2 separate regions of the Homo sapiens genome follow, and region 1 is linked to region 2. A link is a contact called in ENCODE Hi-C or POLR2A ChIA-PET data. All regions are on one chromosome and are shown on one strand. The core of a region is the stretch at or near the end of the contact, and the rest is flanking DNA. Distances in the headings are between cores, read along the strand shown.

Region 1 (3,628 bases), core at 920-3,419, 33 kb before region 2:
AAAGCTGTCAGGTGGCAGACCCCAAAATGAAGCCCAGGTGACTTTGACTCTAGCACTATGCTAATTTCTTGCACCCTGATGCTGCTTGACATAAAGGAGCTAGAGAGCATTTAAAGGTTAAAATTCTTCCTTTAGGAATCCGAGGGACAAAGGAGCTATAGAAGAAAAAGAATAAGTAAATAAAAATAAATAATGTGGACAAAAGAAGCTGTTTGTTGAGCAGACACGAAAACTGTCCCCCAGGAAGCATCCACTGTCATTCTGCCTTCTGCCTGCAGCTGAGTGAGGGATCTGTCCCATGGAAGAGACAAAGCCTCTTCCCACATAGCAACTCCAGAGAGTAATGTATTTGTCAGCAGTTGTGCATTACAAGTCTTTTTCCTGTTTTAACTTGCATCAGTGGTGCTTCTGCACTAAAACATTAACGCCTCCCTGCATTTACCAACCCAAAGCCCTGTGAACAGTGATGGAGCAAACTGGGGGGACTTTTTTGAGGAAAAGCCACCTTCTCAGTGGCAGAATGAGTGATTGACTGCATTGCCCCAAAGGTTCAAGATCGAGTCCTATTATGGGCAGTGATTCAGTGGGAAACCTCACCACTTTGCAACTCTTTGTCTTTTTCAAAAACCAACAATGGCATGAAGTAGTTGGACACAAAATTTATTATGTGAAAATTTGATCTAAGACTAAAGTTCAAATAATAACTCTTAAAGTTCACATTTGTTGAAACATAGGCTTATTCTTATTTGAAAATTGCATGTATAGGTGGTTTGGGATTAAAACTCCAAAATACATGCTGTTTAACCATCTGCTTTTATGTGTTTGCTCCTAGCATTGAAGTTGTGGTTAAATAATACATGTTTTACATTTAAATAAGTGGAAAGATGGCCAAGACCCATTGAGAAAAGGAAACATTTAGCTCCCCATTTCCTCTGGCTAGTTTTTAGAACACGTTTGTGTATGCCTTTCCTGAAGAACAACCTTTAATCACACCAAAGACAGATATGTTTGTTTCAGTGATTTCAATAACATGAGAAATGAAATGCATATTGCTAGAACATAGGTATTAGAGACTATCTACTCCAACAATTTCATTTTGCAGAAAAGAAAGCTGAGACACAAAGAAAGGAAATAATTCTCTTAGACCTGCATGAAGGAAGCTACCCTTTGCTAGTACAGTGCTCATAAAGACAAGGTTTTGCCCTAAATAATACCAAGTTAGATGAATGAACATTTCTCCAAGCCTGAAAATGTGTCACTTTCTTAAGCATTTCTCATGAGTTGCTTTGATTAACGTTGACAATGCCATCAAACTCTGGGACTGAAGCAGCCAAAATTGCATGCTTAGTTAATGATTATCTAACAACCAAAAGTATATTGTTGTTAGTTGTGGCAAAGGTAACTAATTGCCCATCAAAGACTTGTGCTTTCCTTTCTATTATACAGAGTTTTTGTTGAAAAATGGCTGCCAGGCCAGGACTGTATTCTATCTCTTTTCTACTGGTAAGGTCATGTGACTAGTTTTCATCAATGGAACATGAGCAAAAGTGATGAATGTCACATCTGGGCTAAAACAGGTAAGAAGCCAGTGTGCCTTGTCTACAAGGTGGAAGAAGGCTGGGTCCCTGAATCACTGCATGGAAGGCAAAAGGCCTAAACCTACTTTGGACTCAATATGAGTGAGCAACAGCTTCTACTGTATCACCACTGAGGTTTGGGAGTTCAGCTGTTATAGAAGCTTGCATTATTACTAATGCATGCATCAAATGAAAAGCACCTCAAAACATAAAAATGTATCCCAAGCCATAAATTACATGGAGACCCTGTCTGCATGCTCTGTGTGTTAATTAAGTGATGAGACCTATTTCTTAGGTGAGGGTGCTGATGCTATAGCTTGAGAATCTCTACATATGTCACTGGCATAGTGGAAAATGCATAGTCATTAATGGCAAGAAGATGTGTTCAAAACCCAGCTCTTCCATCTACAAAGTGTGGAATGTTGGACAAAACCGCTTAACCTCTCCGTATCTCCCATGCATGGCTGTGATGTTCAGGGAGTGGTGGTGGGCAAACTTCTGGTAAAATCCTGAACCAGAGAAAGAAGCTCCTATGCCTGCCAAGGAGTTCTCTGGCTCCTTTCCAGATGCACTGAGTCAGTTGGTTCTGGCTTCTGGGAGAACTCCCTGCTGTAGCAAAGCAAATCCCTTCATACCACACTGACCTACCTGCCTCCCCTATCAATCACATGTCAGCTTACTCCCAGAAGTCCAGGGGACAGCTCCAAGCTTCTAATGGCCTTGCTTTGGCTTCATCTCCTTTGAGGCTGGACTGACAAAATGACATCTCTTCTCTACCATCCATTTTATCCCCTTCTTTCTTCTCACTCCTAGTGTTTTTTAAACAGTAAGGTGGCCAGGCATGGTGGCTCATGCCTGTAATCCTAGCACTTTCTGAGGCCAAGGTGGGCAGATCACTTGAGGTCAGGAGTTCGAGACCAAACTGGCCAACGTGGTGAAACCCTGTCTCTACTAAAAATATAAAAATTAGCTGGGCGCGGTGGTGGGCACCTGTAGTCTCAGCTACTAGGGAGGTTGAGGCAGGAGAATTGCTTGAACCCAGGAAGCGAAGGTTGCAGTGAGCCGAGATTGCGCCACTGCACTCCAGCCTGGGCGACAGAGTGAGACCCTGTCTCAAAAGAAAAAAAAAAAAAAAAAAACTAGTGAGGTATGCCTGCAAATAGTGAAGTGCTAGAGAAGTGTAAACTGCTAGAGAATCTCAAGCTATAACATCAGCACCCTCACCTAAGAAATAGCAACGCTCCATCTCAGACCAGCCCCAGGAAAACCCCCAATAGCTACTTTGGAAGATTTTGCTGAGTCACCCAGGACATAGCATCCAGATTGCATGAATGTAACGGTCCCAAAAATGCTTTCTACCATTTCTTAAGTGCAATAAAGAATGTAGAAAATATTAAGACACACAAATAATTCTGTTTTAAATTTCAAGAAGTTCTTTAAGCCCTGTTTTGCCCCCACTAAATTACGAAACATGTAGCTAAACATGCTCTTAACAAAAAAGGTTTTCCAGTTTTTTTAATGTCTTGACTTTTCAATCAGTTTCATCAACTCAGTCAAACAGGTTGCAATTAAGATCAGAAGGAAAAACGTCAAAAAGCCATTGAATTCATTTGGCACATAACACACTAAGGAAATGGCTACGTAAATCCAGCCTTTGCTTAAGTCTTCTGTTTGCTCAGCTGTGTTTATTTAAATTACATATTGGCCTTAACTAGGTCCAATATTTACTATTCAACCCCCTCCTGCTCACCTGAACTTGGGGTTCTTAGTTGCATGGAAGTAGGGTCAATGAATTAAATGTTTCTGATGTGCTGATTTGCATCTGAATTCAGGGGAGTCACTCAAAGTTTGGGGTTCCAGAGACACTAACTTCAGTGACTTGAAGACTCAGCTTTCCTTGAAGCAAGGACATGAAATATATCACAGATCTAACAAAAAAAATTGTTTTTAATTTTAAGTCTGGTAATGCTGAAATGGAACTGCAAAGATCAATCACAGGGACTGTTAAGGGAGAGAGTATTTAAAGATTATCTAGTTGGATGATCTTTCTA
Region 2 (3,418 bases), core at 785-3,284:
AGAAAACACAAAATTATCATTATTTGTAGGTAATATATTTATCTATTGGTGAAACCCAAGAAAATCAACTAAAAAATACTGTGGCCAAATTATAGCACTCAGTAAAGTGGCTGCTTATAAAATAAATATTCAGCCAGGCATGGTGGCTCATACCTGTAATCCCAGCACTTTGGGAGGTTGAGGTGGGTGTATCACTTGCAGTCAGGAGTTTGAGACCAGCCTGGCCAACATGGTGAAACCCTGTCTCTACTAAAAATACAAAAATTAGCAGGGTATGGTGGCACATGCTAATAATCCCAGCTACTCAGGAGGCTGAGGCAGGAGAATCGCTTGAACCCAGGAGGCGGAGGCTGCAGTGAGCCGAGATCACACCATCACACTCCAACCTGGGTGACAGAGCAAGACTCCATCTAAAAAAATAAAATAAAATAAAATAAAATATTCAAAACTTAACAACTTTTATATGTATTTATAATAACTAGTTTAAAAAATTAACTCATAATAGCAACAATGTTTTATTCTGCTAATGTTATATAGTATTTGACTTTTTTTATTTCAATCATTTTGAGGGAACAGTTGGTTTTTGGTCACATGGATAAGTCCTTTAGTGGTGATTCAATTTTTTGCCTTTTCCTTTCTGATCAGCAAAGTTATATTAAAACAGAGAGATGTTATAAGGAACACATTGCTTCACCTTATCAATTAGGTAGGACATTTTTAGTTCCGTTGCTGACTGTGTCTAGGAACATAAATGAGGAAACCTCTGCCTCCCAGTCCAGCCCACTCTCTGATTTTCTCTATTTGGAAGTACTCTTCAGTGGCATAGACAGACTTTCTCTGTATGGTGGTTGTATTAGTCCATTCTCAAGCTGCTATGAAGAAATACCCGAGGCTGGGTAATTATAAAGAAAAGAGGTTTAATTGACTCATAGTTCTGCATGGCTTGGGAGGCCTCAGGAGACTTACAATCATGGTGGAAGGCACCTCTTCACAGGGTGGCAGGAGAGAGAATGAGTGCAAGCAGGGGAAATGCCAGGCACTTATAAAACCATCAGATCCCATGGGACTCACTCATTATCACGAGAACAGCATGGGGAAACTGCCCCCATGATTCAATTACCTCTACCTGGTCCCAGCCTTGACACGTGGGGATTGTGGGGACTACAATTCAAGATGAGATTTGGGTTGGTACACAGAGCCAAACGTATCAGTGGTGAAGTAGATTTTTAATTAGTGTGCTTCCTGTTCTCAAGCCCAGTGCAAGATTTCTTCTCAGAGCTCCAGCTCCAAACAGAAGAACCCTAAAGAAAGATTGGTCCGTCTCAGGTACCAGGCTCTTACCTGTATCATCAGAGTGGTCAAGAAAATGGGAATTTGTAATTAACCAGGCCTATACTGTGCAGCTTATAGGAAAGGAGGAGGATCCTATAATTAATTGTCCCACCAGAATCACAAATCTAAAGTATGAGAGATTTAATACTTCAACCAGGGTGTGCAGTGCTAGACACCCTAAACCCACATCTTCCAAGAGGAAAGGCTTCTACAATAATTGGAATATAGGATTATAAAGAAGAAATGAAAGGCCCACATTCCCTCAGAAAACCCTGCCCCAAAAATGTACAGAAGAGAAACACCTCTGGGCCAAGAGCTAAATGGTGTTTTTGCTTTTCATCCAGAAAGAGCCAAGATAATGCAAAGGGAATATTATTCTTTCCTAACTGATGCAAACTTCTGGGGAGAAAAACATACAAGTGCAAACGTTATGTTCAAATCTACATATGCGTAATACATTCATGAGCACCAGTGTATCATTGTGATTTGGCACTTAATATTTAACGAATCTAATATTTTTGTTTCTATGAATACTTCTCAGCTGCCTGGGATAGCCTGAAAGTTCCTAGTCTCATTTCCCTGGTGGTTCTTTGCCAGAGAATGTAACAGTGAAGGAAATCAAAAGGCCTTATTTCATCAGCTGACACTGGAGGGAACAGCACAGGAATCACAGACTGAGGCTGGCAACCAGCCCCCTTTCTCACAGAGGAAAATTACCAGAACTCTCTGCAGAGTGACTAAGAGCTGCCAGCAGTGCTGCCTCGTGTCCTCTTCTCATCTGAGACTGAGCAGATGCAGCTTTATAAACAAGATGGAGAGAGAAGCCAGGATTCCACTGTGAGACAGAGCAAGCCACCTCTGACCAGGTGGTCTTCCCATCATATCTATGGACACTGGGCAGACAGCATGAAACGCTAATGGGCAAAAGCACCACAGATGCTTCCTGAAACCAGGGCAGTGCTGAAAGTCAACAGAATGGGCGTCCTGGTTAGGGTGGGTATCGGCTTTTTCATAATGTGGTCAGGGAGACAGACGCTCCCAAGAAACCCGTTGGCTCATCCAGTTGTCTGGCAGAGATGAATCGATGTTAAGACACATCCCTGACTGTGCCTTCCATGCATCTGTTCTAGAACTGGAAAGTTGCCAAGACCCTGAGGACTCCCACAACAGAAAACAGAGGGAAAAAAAATTAAATTGGAATAGTGTATTGTAGGAGTAATAGAGATTTGCATTATTTGCCTGATGTTTATCGGTTTTTGAACCACATGCAAATAAAGAGCCTCTGACTTACTCCCTGCTGTATCCCAGCTCCTAGTAGAAAAGCTAGTTCATAGAAGTGCTCAAAACATATTTCATAAATGAATGAGAGACATTACCTAATTTTCCTCCATACCAATCCTAATCATGAAAAAGGCTGGTGTGTACATATGTGTGTTGTGTATGTGCATGTATTTCATTGAATCCCTGCTTCTGAAGTACTTCTGAAATAGTAAAGCTCCTAAAGTACCAAAGACCAGGAAAATATGACCTCGTGTCTATGTGTAGCTGGCTAGATGATGAAAGGATAATATGGTCTGGTCAGAATATCCTACTAATTGGAGATTTTGAGTCTAGTTATCCCAGGGATAAACCATACATTTGAATATTTTAATATTCAATTATCTTTTTTTCCCTTTGTGAGAAAGAACTGAAACATCTCTAAAAAGGAGCAAATGAAGACAGTTTCATCAAGACCAGCACTCTAGGGAAGGAGAGCCTTACCATATCAGTGAAAGAAGGAATCAGGAAATTATCAGCTAGCAGCTGAAATAGAACTGTTGTCTGTCGGTCCCTAAAATGCAACTAAAAGTCTCCTATGAACACCATCACCCATTGTCTCTTTTTATACCCCTCAAGTTTCTTGTTATCCCTTTCTGGTATCTCATCTCAGAAATACCTCTCCAGGGATAATTACTGACCACACCTACCTTGGACATTTTATTTAACCAATTTTTGTCCATATTCCTATTTCAAATGAGGGATAAGCCCCTTCCCTCACCTCTGCTCCTTTGAAGCTAGGTCCTAAAAAGTGGGCAATAGGCCTAGA

What was found. Hi-C counts contacts between places; a loop is a spot of excess contacts on that map. ChIA-PET counts read pairs that join two places held with the same protein, here RNA polymerase II (POLR2A).
Region 1: POLR2A ChIA-PET joins it to region 2 with 21 read pairs in PC-9. The contact joins two enhancer-like sites. A Hi-C loop is called at or near these places in 2 of 168 maps with a recorded cell type or tissue (esophagus muscularis mucosa and tibial artery). POLR2A ChIA-PET finds 5 or more read pairs at or near these places in 3 of 52 experiments (IMR-90, PC-9 and Panc1).

What each region holds. Positions count from the first base shown.
Region 1 is chr2:223,026,157-223,029,784 of GRCh38, reverse strand. No RefSeq gene overlaps it. Among named protein-coding and RNA genes, the nearest start is that of KCNE4, 24 kb to the left of the region's middle. Within about 2 kb of position 2,169, at least 3 of the 41 ENCODE cell types and tissues checked have a DNase peak (open chromatin) inside an H3K27ac peak, as active enhancers do.
Region 2 is chr2:222,993,112-222,996,529 of GRCh38, reverse strand. No RefSeq gene overlaps it. Among named protein-coding and RNA genes, the nearest start is that of KCNE4, 57 kb to the left of the region's middle. Within about 2 kb of position 2,034, at least 19 of the 41 ENCODE cell types and tissues checked have a DNase peak (open chromatin) inside an H3K27ac peak, as active enhancers do.